3 separate regions of the Mus musculus genome follow, and regions 1 and 2 are each linked to region 3. A link is a loop called in an ENCODE intact Hi-C map of the cell type or tissue named here. Cell type or tissue: left cerebral cortex. All regions are shown on one strand.

The links. A loop is a pair of places that touch in the nucleus more often than their neighbours do. Peaks named below come from ENCODE experiments on the same cell type or tissue, not always from the same donor. Only the 100,000 strongest peaks of a DNase experiment are listed, where the experiment ranks them.
Region 1: it touches region 3 in a loop (2.3-fold over the local background); 2 of 42 quality-filtered maps call a loop at or near these places.
Region 2: a loop joins it to region 3, with 7 times the contacts of the local background. A loop is called at or near these places in 4 of 42 quality-filtered maps.

Annotation. Positions count from the first base shown.
Region 1 is chr5:132,114,137-132,118,136 of GRCm38, reverse strand. The region is part of intron 2 of Auts2 (autism susceptibility candidate 2); the gene reads left to right. Among named protein-coding and RNA genes, the nearest start is that of 4930563F08Rik, 240 kb to the right of the region's middle. In left cerebral cortex, CTCF peaks have their summits at 2,312 (motif pointing left) and 3,028 (motif pointing right); DNase peaks (open chromatin) are centred at 146 and 2,283.
Region 2 is chr5:132,025,593-132,029,592 of GRCm38, reverse strand. All of the region lies in intron 4 of Auts2 (autism susceptibility candidate 2), which reads left to right. Among named protein-coding and RNA genes, the nearest start is that of 4930563F08Rik, 150 kb to the right of the region's middle. In left cerebral cortex, a CTCF peak has its summit at 2,014 (motif pointing right); DNase peaks (open chromatin) are centred at 1,282, 1,562, 2,092, 3,194 and 1 more place.
Region 3 is chr5:131,810,807-131,814,806 of GRCm38, reverse strand. All of the region lies in intron 4 of Auts2 (autism susceptibility candidate 2), which reads left to right. Among named protein-coding and RNA genes, the nearest start is that of 4930563F08Rik, 67 kb to the left of the region's middle. In left cerebral cortex, no CTCF peak of the experiment used is centred here; DNase peaks (open chromatin) are centred at 393, 1,302 and 1,894; H3K27ac peaks cover 1,836 bases.

The sequences.
Region 1 (4,000 bases), 300 kb before region 3:
TGTGGAAGAGTGTGTGTATGTAAATACAGTCCTCACAGAAGGTAGGAGAGGGTTTCAGAGCCCCTAGAGGCATAGTTATAATTGGTTATGAGCTGCCTGACATGTGTAGTGGGTAACAAAGTCTGGTCCTCTGAAAGAACAGCAGCACTCTGCTGAGTCATCTCCTCGGTGTCTGTCCTCATATGTAAAATGCACTTGAGCTACCCATAAACCTTTTGATTATTATAAAAGCTGGTATACATATGGAGAGGCTGCTGCCTGGCAGGTGATCTCTCAGCTTTGCCTTTGTTGATGTTGTTTATATCATTGCCATTTAGCTTCTCTGTAATGACACTTCTGTACAAGTGGGACCCATACTCTAACAGTCAATACATGCGCCAGTGTTTTCAGATTCTGATCATCACTCAATTTTAATAATTTTGTTTTGATTTTCTTTTGATTGTTTTTTATGCAGGGACTTATGTATCTCCTTCTGGCATAGGTGAGGATGACCCTGAACTCTTGATCTTCCTGACTTGTGACATGTACATGAGTGACATGTATACCTCCAGTGTGCATGTACCATTATGCCTGGTTCATGCATAGTAAGAAAACGGTCTTAACAACTGAATACCTCACCTGGCCTTTGCTTTTCTCTTCCTCCTCCTCCTCTTCCTCTTCCTCTCCCTCCTCTTCCTTTTCCTCTTCCTCCTCCTTCTCCTCTTCTTCTTCTTCCTCCTCCTCCTCCTCCTCTTTCAATATGTAGTTGTGTTTATGTACTTGCATGCAGTGTTACATGTGTTCAGGTATGTATAAAGATGGGTGTCTAGCCCCAAAGTTAAGTCCAATGTCTTCCTTGGTCATTCTCCAAGTTTATTTTTGAAGTAAGTTCGTTCACTGAAGCCAGACCTCAGTGGTTATAAAACCTGGCTAGCCATCTTCTCCAGGAGTCTTATCTCTACCTCTTTCATGGTCTTCCATGCCCATCCAACTTTTTAATGTCCGTTATCAATAGCTAAAGTCTTGTTTGCTTACTTATAGATAGGTATCTAAGTGGGTTAGAGAACTTTCCCTTTATGTATCCTACAGTTTAAAATCTTCTAGTCAGTTCATTGTGTGTTTCATGTGAGTGTAATTCAAGGGAGAACTGATTGTTTAAGGTATTGATTTTCCCTAATTCAGTGTGATAATTTATTTACTCTTTATCCAGTGCTTGCCAAGTGCCAAATCCATTCTTGTCAGACACTGAGAAGCAACGCTCATCTCTTCTTTTAAGGAGCTCCCAATACAGTCTTTAAGTGAATCCTGAAGAAATCAGTTGCAATGCCAGCAAAGGAATGCTTCAATAACAGTGCAGATGAACTTGATAGCAAGAGTTGCTAGCACTCAGGCAAAGAGCTGAAGGTGTCTTCTTCCATGTCAGTTATGTTTATGTGGGCTGCCAGTAGAAGGATGGCTGAGATTTAGGGTGGGTCTTTTCACCTAAATTGATTCAGTCAAGAAAGTCCCTGACCCGAGTGCCCAGCTTCTTGGGTTGTATCTGACAACCAAGATGAGGCATCATTAGGAGGTGTTCCTTAGGGGCTACTCACCTTGCCTTTTGGAGTAGGGTTTCACTGGGAATAGTGCTGTCCTAATTAGCCCAGGCAGGCTGGTCAGGAAGCCCACGGGATCATCTTGTGTTCCTTTCCCCTGTGTTAGATGAGGAGCATTCAGCACCCTGCTTAACTTCCTGTGGGTGCTAGAGATTGAGCTCAGGTTCTCATGCTTGCAAGGCAAGCACTGTCCCAGCCCTAAAAAGGTGAGTTTTAAAACAGCCCATTACAGATGTGCTTTCTTGAACTCGAACACAATACGCGTATGTTCAAAATAAACTACATATTTAAAAAACAAAAGAAAAGAAAAGAAACCTAAGATTTCACTGACCTTTGAGGACAGCTTGGTACAGCGATCTGTCTGTGTTTAAATTTCTCTGTCACCGCTTGCTGCAGAGAACAGTTTAGGACAGGCAAATATCAAGCCGTGGTCACATATTCCATGGGGTAGTGGAACAGAGTGAGCTTGTATCTGAAGCAGCTGCAGTCACCTCTGAGCCTTTCTCTGTCATCCCACCTGGAAGGTAGCAATCACTGGTTATTGTGCACAATTAAAAGGATGATTATATCCATTTTCTGAAGCTAGTTATCCAGGTAGCCCTTTTCAGTGACCTGTGAGAAGGTATGGTATCCCCATTCACCTTTCTAAGCTGTACAAGAAATGGGATATATAAATTAGCTTCCTCTGGTGATGAAACTGCAGTTCTCCGCGAAAGAAAAACAGGTTCGTAGCACCATCTACAGGCTACTGAAGAGGAAAACTTCTGCTTAGCTCCTAGATTCAAAGACTGGTGGAGAGGGGCATAGAAAGAAGAAAACCACACTGTCTCTCTTAAATGTATTAACTGTAAATGTTGTCATGTGTATTTTTCTTTTTGTTACCCCCTATGCATATGTCTCTCTGTGTCTGAGGTTAAAATGCTGATCTAGTAGGGTCTATGTTTTTCATTAGCATCTGGGGGTTTATTCTTGTTTGTAGATTTCCCCCCCTTACATTCATCCTGTCAATATGGAGTTAGTTCAGTCCGCAGCAGGTTCCTCCTAACTATGTTATGTTATGAGACCCAAGGAATGAAGCCAGCCACCCGTGTACCTTATATCTCTGCTCCTCGTGTACTCAAAGAATGCGTTGTATCATCTATATCCTTTTTTCAGGGAAAAGTAAATACAGACAGTTTTGGTTGCTTTTATGTGTGCTTATTTGCTATTTACCTTTAAAAAAAACAAAAAACAAAAAAAGCTCTATCAGGCAGGCATCAGAGTCAGTGTGATTCCCGAGTCTGTCCTCAAGGTTGTATGATTTTGTAGTCAATGGCCCAGGGCTTGAATAATTTTCAACATGAAAGGATCTGGAAAACTTGTCTTTTAGATGTTAACAGGGAAAGTTTTGCATTTTTTTGCTGTTTTTTTGGGTCTGTCTGTAAGTGTATGCCATGTGCATGCAGTTGCTCTTAGAGTCCAGAAGAGGGCGTCAGATCCTGTGGCGCTGGATTAGTGATGTTGTTGGGAGGGGCTCCATACAGGTCCTGTTGAGCAGACTTCGTACCCAGGGTGTTTGCAAGAGCAGCAAGTACAGCAATTGTCTGCAACCACCCAGCCATTTCTCTAACCCGGAAGTAATATTCTAATATCCAGGGATGTGAGTCAGTTTGTCTTTTTTGTTTATTTCTTTTGTTGACAGTAAGCTAGCCATGTTATTTTTGTCAACCTAGGATATATTCTTGGATTCTTTCAAGGACGGTGTTATACAATGTTTGTGCTACTGTTCCAAATAGCCTCTGAGAGGCTCCACCCAGCAGCTGACTCGGACAGACAGACACTCACAGCCAAACAGTTGATGGAGCTCTGGGACTCTTGTGGCAGAATAGGAGGAGGGATAGCTAGCCGCAAAGAGAAGAGAGACTCCAGAGGAGGATCAACAGAGTCAAGAAACCTGAACCCTTGGGGCTCTCAGTGTCTGAACTACCAACCAAAAAACATGCACATAGGTAGCAGATTACAGTTTGGTTTTCATATGGGTCCTGAATAACTGGAGGGGGGCTATCCCAAAAGCTGTTGCCTATACATGAGATGTGTTCTTCTAGCTGGGCTGCCTTGTCTGGCCTCAGTAGGAGAGGATGCACTTAGCCCCTCCAAGACTTGAAAGGTCGGGGGATACCAAGTGGGTCCACACCTGCTCAGAGGAGGAGGGGAGAGGGTGGAGGAATGATCATGGAAGGGGGTAACTGGTAAGGGGGCAGTAAGCATGATGTAAAGGAAATAAGTAAAAAAAAAAGAAGATGATGAAGAAAGAAAGAAAGAAAGAAAGAAAGAAAAAGAAAGAAAAGGAAAGGAACAAAGAATTTATTTAAAGAACCTTTGTGGGTTGACTTAGTAAATAATACACCCTCTTGTCAACTGACGCTTTATTCTTTTGTAATTTAATA
Region 2 (4,000 bases), 210 kb before region 3:
ACATTTTGTTTTGCTTTTTACCTCCTTAGTTCTTGGAATGCTTTTATTACTTAATGACATATTTGATAACTAGCGAATCCTTGATTAGGATTTGGAAGGGTTTTTTGTTTTTGGGTTTTTTTTTTTGTTTTTTGTTTTTTGTTTTTTTGTTTGTTTGTTTTTTTGTGCTGGGTCAACTTTGCTTCGCTTATAAAACTTACTCATTTTGTAAAAGTTGCCTTGGTAAAATCAACTTACTTTGCTTATCTCAAGAGCTGTCGTGTTATTAGCGTACATGGAGAAGATGAGTACCAGATGTCTGTCCCGCTCTCAGCTATGATAAAAATGCCCCTCTGCGGAATGTGTTTCCAATCCCACATTGTTCCGTTATCACCCTGCAAAATCCTTAGTGGAGTTGCCAAGCCCTCATCAAAGCCGGGCTCTGTTTCCAGTGTCAGTCCAACGGCATCACGTGTAGTACTCGATTTCAGGGACTGACTTCCACGTTGGCGAGTCTCTTGCTTTTAAATGGAAGTAATGTATTTACAGTTTCTGTGATTGGCCCCTCTTCCCCAACTTGAGATACAGTGTTTATGTTGTGCTCATGGTCCTTTTATGAGAACGGCTTCACTAAGTTTGTAATGAAGGTGAGTCACTATCAGGTTGAGTCCCATACTGTTTTTTTTTTGTTTGTTTGTTTGTTTTCTCATTAATTGCCTTTGACAACTCTTTGAAATGTGGAAATCACCACAGATGAGCTAATCCTTATCATTAAATCATGGACTGTTGAATTTGAAAAGACTAAGTTTCCCTACCTTTAGCTGAACAAGGAAGAACTGTTTTGTTTTGTTTTGTTTTGTTTTGTTTCGTTTTTAAACACTGTCCCTTGCTTCAGTATCCCTCCTCCCTCCAGAACCTTCTGTTTGCTCCCCTGTCCTATAGTGGAGATTTTAGTAAACTAAGGTGAAAACCCAGAAGTTGTCCTTGTTCATGAAACTGATACTGTAGTCCATGCATCACGGAGTCTGTATTTGCATGCAGGTGAGGTATGTGTTGTTACCTGCAGTTGCCCATTCTTGGGCTAATCCAAGAGTGCTTGCATTTGCCTCTCAGTTCTTCAGCTGTATCTGTCTCACTTTGCTGAAGGGCTTTGAAGAAACCTTTGTTTTTGATCCGGTGATATTTGTTTATGTCTTCCTGGTTTTGTGTTCCAAAGATGTCTGCTTAGGTCTGTCAGTTTTCCAATCTATGCAGAAGATTTGAGAGATGGGAACAGCAGTGAAGAGCACTATTTACATAAGCAGATTGCAAAGGATTCTCAAAGTAGGCAAAATAGAGAAGGATTGGAACAAACTTTGCACGTTTGGGGGAGGCTTTGAATACCATGAGTATTACACACACATACTCTCTCTCTCTCTCTCTCTCTCTCTCTCTCACACACACACACACACACACACACACACACACTCCCTCCCTCTCTCTCTCTCTCTCTCTCTCTCTCTCTCTCTCTCATTGCATACGCATACCCTGCTCAGCTCATATTCTAAATATAAATGAAATTATAGGCAACTTGGAATCAATTTGCTGGGTTTTTCTTTCCCTTTTGGCAAGCGTACTGAAACTTGTTGGAGTGTGTATAAGGTTTTCTTTTTTGTTTTTTAAACGTCAGCTCACTGAATACATTTTCTGTTTTGATTTAAACAGTTCTGGATCTCTTTCCTTCTGAGACATGCAGTCAAAATTTCACTCTGAAATATGTGTGATGAAGTCCGAAGCGGCAGAATGATTCATGTGACTAGCCGTGTGACCTTGGGCAGGGTGTTTGATATTTCTGTTTCTACTTCACCACCCGCCAAATAGAGTTGTGAATATTCAACCAAATGACATAATTAATGTGCACAGAGTAGAACTGTTAATAGTAAGCAATAAAATGTACCTTTGAGGTTTTTTTCTAAATTCATTCTTCTTGTTTTTAATTATGTGAATGTGTGTGCCTTGGTGGGTTAATATGTATACAGCAGTATCAGTGCCTATACAGCCCAGAAGAGGGAGTCAGATTCCTGGAGCTGGAGTTACAGATGTTGTAAATTCCTGTTGTAGGTGCTAAGAACTGAGCTCGCATCCACTGTGCACACAGTATTCATAAGGTGTAACTACAGAGTTCTCTCTCCATCCTCTTAAGTATATCTGTTTCTCTGTCTTCACACAGCGAATGAGGACATAAACTTGGTATCAGGTGACTGAGCAGTGTTGTGACTGAGGGCACCACTAACAAATTGAACCAAATAAAAATAGAGTTTTGCCCTTTGCACCCAGAGTATAGAAACATTTTATGTCCCTTTCCATGGCTTTCAAGAGGGCCTTGACTCTGTCCGATTGGATGTGTATCACTGTGTATGGCCATTAGACACAGGTGCTTTCATCTTTCACCCTGGTGATGTCATTGTTGGAATGATCTCTTCTCTGGGCTGCCCATGCATGACAGTTGTTCCCTTTAATCTGTTAATGGTTCTTACCTGTTTACTCCCTCCAGGGTTTTAAAGCAGGTCAAGACCTCTTAACATGTCTGAGGTTTGGGCTGGCAGTTACGGAAGAAGTGTTCAGTGATTCGGGTTTTAAGACATTGATTATAAGTTGCAGGCATTCCTCTGTGATGCCAACAGCAAGTGTTCTTGGAAGAAGTGATCACAGGCAGCAGAGAGATGACACTGCTTCAGATTGGCTCTCTCACTGGACCTGGAATTCACAATTAGCCTGCTAGACTGGCTGGCTGGCTATTGAGTTCCCAAGGATCCTACCACCTCTGCCTTCCTGGCACTGGGATTATAGACATTTTTCACCAAAACTGGTTGTTTCTCTGGGTGCTGGGGATCTGAACTCAGGTCTGCATGCTTTTGTGGATCACACTTTACCTCCTGATCCATTTTTCAAGCCCCTGAAGATATGTAAGTGCTGGAGCCCCTGAGCCTGTAGTTATGAGAGTTACTTCCCAGACTGCGCTTAAAGCTCTTGTGAAAGGGACTTAAAATCCTCTTAGATCAGGGACAAGCATCCTGCCTGTTTCTCTGAACGATCCTCAGCCTCCTTACATATTTGGGTGTCATAGGACACCAGCCTCATAGCTGGGATCTCTTCTCTAACTCTAGTGATTTATCCAACGTTTCTGGCTTGCTACTTGTCACTCTCTCAGTTCTCCAGGAAGGCAGCCCACAGATACCGTTTGACTCATACTACAGGCGAGGGGGTTGTACAGCATCACCCTTCTCAGGATGGAGTTTGTGTCGTTACTGTTTTTCTGTATGTTACTCATATTGTGAGGGTAGTCCTGGGATCAGGTGCAAATTGCAGAATGGTGACCTTGTCTCATTCTTAGTTGTTAAATTATAAAAAGTCCATGGTCATTTGTTATAATTTGGGAAATTCTTTGCATGTTTAAATTTTATTATAAATGTATTATTAAATACATTAATTTTTTAGATTTGTTCTAATTTTTATTTTAAATTTTGTTACACTCCTTCCAAACCCTTCTATATCTCTCCCCTGCCATCCTGTCTCAAATTCATGGCCTCTTTTTCTTGAATTATTATTGTGTTTTTATATTACAACAAATAAATATATAAATATCTGCTGAAACCAACTAGCGTTGCTTCCTCCAATGTGTATGTTTTTAGGGTGGATCATTTGGTATTGGATAACCAGTTAAGGAGCCCATCCCTGGGGAAGGCTTTCGTTCGTTCACATGTGTGTGCTCTCTCTCTCGCTCGCTCTCTCTCTCTCTCTCTCTCTCTCTCTCTCTCTCTCTCTCTCTCTCTCCTGTTCCCTCCCCCACCCCTCTGCCTCTCAGCAATTTTTCATCAGTTGTAGCCGTTCATTTAGGGGTGGGGCCCTGTGAGTTCCCTATTTATGCTGGTATGTAAACTGGTGTGGGATTTGTTTGGGTCTCATTTAAACAGCCATAGTGTTGAGGCACCATGGGTGAAGCCTCCCTGTCATATCCAGAGTACACAATACTGCACCAGAC
Region 3 (4,000 bases):
CCAGAGCCATAATCTCCGAAAACATTTGCGCATGTTTCGAGTTTTGTGCCTGCGAATATCTTACAAACATTTTCCAGATTTAATTGAGGCTTCTGGGAAGTCTTGCTGTGTTTTTTTTCTTGCAAAAATAGAAGGTCGTTACCAGGAAGTCTTAGCATACCATATTTATCTGGTGAGTTTTGAAAATACTGAGTCATGGGACTAATGACTCAACATAGTATTTTCCAAACTGTGAGATAATCTTTGGACTTTGCGAGATTATTATATTAAGTGTACTTTGAGTCTGTCAGTGAAAAAAATAAATAAAAAAGCCTGTATTTTCACATCAGAATTCAAAGAACATCTGTTGAGTATTGGAAATAACATATTTTGAAAACCAACCAATGCGTGCTCCGCCTGCTTCCGCCTGCTAACTGTGGCTGGTCCTTCTGATAAGATTGTGTGGAGACACTCCAGCTTTGACAACCCCACCATTGTTTGGCCACTTGCTGTCTTCCAGACATTGCTCGAGCTCGTGTGCGTGTGTGTGTATGTGTGTGTGTGTGTGTGTGTGTGTGTACAGCTGTGTGTCACGGCCAGATGTCTTATTAACTCACTTACCACCTTGTTTTTGAGGCAAGGTCTCTGACCTGGAGCTCATGTGGACTAGACAGACTAGGCTCCTTCGCCACTGAGCTTCGGGAAGCCCATCTCTGCTTCTGCAGCATTGCAGGTTAGCATGGTGATAACAAGGACACACCACCATGCCCAGCTTGCTTATGTGCTTTCTAGAGACTAAACACATATTTTGATGTGCTGGGAATACAGTTCTACTAACAGAGAACTCGTCTAGAATGTACAGCCCTGGGTGCCATCCACGAGCACTTAACACACCAGGCATGGTAGCATATACATGTAATTCCAGCACTAGGGAGGTGGAGGCAGGAGGATCAGAAATTCAAGCTCGTCCTTGAATGCATAGCAAGTTATGGCCTCAAGCTTGTCTAGCAAATGTTTTGCCCACTGTGCTGTCCTCCCTGCCCTCTTCCTGTAATCTTTAGAAGCCATTCACCCTTCCAACGACAGGCCTCATGTGAGAGTGTCAGTTTCTTGTTTTATGGTGGGATTAGAGGAGAGACCAGTTTCTGGGTGACTCAGAACCGTGGAGGATGGGGTGACGAGGTTTGCCAGTACAGCTGTTCTCACCACCAAGGAGAAGAGCCCTCGGCTGGGAGCTGGGCTTTTCCTTACAGAGGCAGCAGCCCACCTCTGTCCTCCAGGCTGGTTCTCACCTCCTGTCAGCTTTTCCCCTCGCCCATCTCATTTGGTCTCGTTAGCACTCTTCCATACTGAGTAAGCACCATATGTCTTCTCTGAGAACTGGCTTCTAGAGTTCCCCAGGAAATGTCTACTGACAAGGGTGGGAGGAACATGGTGTCCTGCCAGCCAGCAGTCCTCGCCAGAGTGGCCAGCTTCAGAGCCCTGCCTTCTGGGGTTCATCTGCTCCACAGGTGAGGTTTGTCCTGAAACATGACCCCAGGTTAACTTTGACAATTTTAGGAGTCCCAGGAAGTAACCTGCAGGGTGCTTGGCTCTTGTGAATGGCAGAAAGCTAAGGATAGAGTCTTGTTTAGCATTCAGTCCTCTGTCAGGCTGTATCCCACATGATATGCCTCCTTTACCTTCTTGGCACTGTTGTCATGGAGAAGACAGCACATGGGATCATAAAAGAGAAATTGGGGGTTAGAGAGCTAGCTGAGTGCTTAAGGAGATCTCTTCCAGAGGACCTGAGTTCAGTTCCCACACCCTTGTTGAGCAGCTAACAACTGCCTTTAACTTTCGTTCCAGCATACCCATGCTCTTCTCTGGCCTCCTCAAGCACCGCACTGCCTGCACATGCCCACACAGAGACACCGATGCGCGCCTATGCATAATTTTAAAGGTGGGGGCTGGGATCTTGCTCTTTCCTTGTTCTCGTCTGGCTCCCCGGTGCCAAGAAAAATAATCGACAAATATGTTCTGCTTTTGAAAGAATTTGGTTTCTGTAATTCACAGCTCACACTCCCCGTTCAGCCTTCAGTGCTTGTCTCCTTTGAAAGCCTGGTTGTTGAGCATCCAATTTGTCTCTTTTCTTCTTCACTTTGCTGCTCTTTTCTTGCACTGGGGCTGTCTCTTTATCAAGAACAGACAGAGGGTGAGCCCGTGACACCTCAAGGCAAGCAGCAGCTTGAAGCATTTTCTGGATTCACCTTGACATCTTTTCAACAGAGAAGAAAAGCAAGGGTTGAGAACCTGTTCTATTCATTTAGGAATCAGCAGCTGCCTCTCAAAGCTGCTCCACAAACAGGCTCGTTGGTTGTTATTGCATGATACCTGTCTCCCTAAGGTTTTCTTAGTTGTTTTGAAAGGACAGCTATTTTCCATTCCCTTAAGAATTTACACCTGGCTTTGGCATGTGTGCATGTGTATGCACATATACGTGCACATATGTGTGTTGTTGCTCAAATTTCAGTGGTAGGCCAAGCCTCTTAGTTGCTTTTGACCCTACATATCATTATCAGTGTTTATGCTAATAATAAGGGCTAGGAATATGGCTCAGTACTGGAACTGCGTGCCATAGCCACACACACACACACACACACACACACACACACGGGTGGAATAGGCCAGTGGGCAAATGAACCTGACAACATAAGTTTGATTCCTTGGATGCACATAATGGAAAAAGAAAACCAACCCCATCATGTTGTCCTAAGACCTACACATGTGCACCTTGGTATGGACACATTTGTGCACATGCATATAGACACATGCACATGTACACACCACACATACACAGAGAGTAGGGAGCTAATTTAAGACAAAATTTTAATCTATGTGCTTGGGAAATGACTCAGTGGGGAAAAGTACTTGCTGGACAAGCCTAAGGACCTGAGTTCAAATCCCCAGAACTTACATAAAAGGGTAGACATAGCTCGATAGGTCTGTAACCCCACCATTATGGACTGTGGAGACAGGAGGATCACTGGGACTTACTGGATGCCAGCTGTTTAGTGTCAGACCATGTCTCAAGGGAAGAAAATGGAGAGCAGTATAGCAGGATACCCAGTATCCTGCTCTGGCCTCTATTCATCTACATACAACTGCACATGCACACACACACACACACACACACACACACACACATACACACGTTCTGTAAGATCATCAGTGCCAGAGTCCTGCCATGTCCTGTATACAGTTCTGGATACACAAGAATGTGGGTGAACATTTTGCAAATGCTTTTCTCCTGATCTCTGGAATCTTCATTTGCTTGGTAATGTATGTGTATGTATGTATGTATATATATATATATATATATATATATATATATATATATATATATATATATATATTTTTTTTTTTCCCTCTGTGTAGCTCTGGCTGTCCTAGAACTCACTCTGTAGATAGACCAGGCTGGCTTTGAACTCAGAGATCTGTCTGCCTCTGCCTCTCGAGTGCTGGGATTAAAAGTGTTTACTGTATACTGCCACCCTGCCTTTTGTTTAGTTTGGTTTGGTTTAGTTTAGGTTGGGTTTTGGTTTTACGTTTTATTTATTTATTTTTTTTACATATTTTTATTTTAATGAAACCTAATTCACCCATCTTTTCTTTTATATATTATTCTCCCGGGACCAAATCTATGCCAGACATAAAGGGTTTTTGCTGTGTTTTTCTCTAGGTATGGCCTACCATTTTTTGCACTTAAATCTCTGATCCATTTTGAATTTATTTTTTTAAAATCTTCCTTAATGATGTTTAGTATTATGAGTGCAGTGCACACACAACCCCACCTGTCTGGTGAGCCTTTAGGCTGTTTGCAGGCTGTTTAGGAGACTGGTCTCTGGCATCATTTCATATGCAACTTCTTCCTTCTCTGTTCTAGTATAAATGGAGAGACTCTTAGACAGCTGTCAAGTCCAAAAGCCTTCTCCGTGTCTAATGTGTTCTCTCCATCCTTTCCACTGTAGAGTGACTGGAA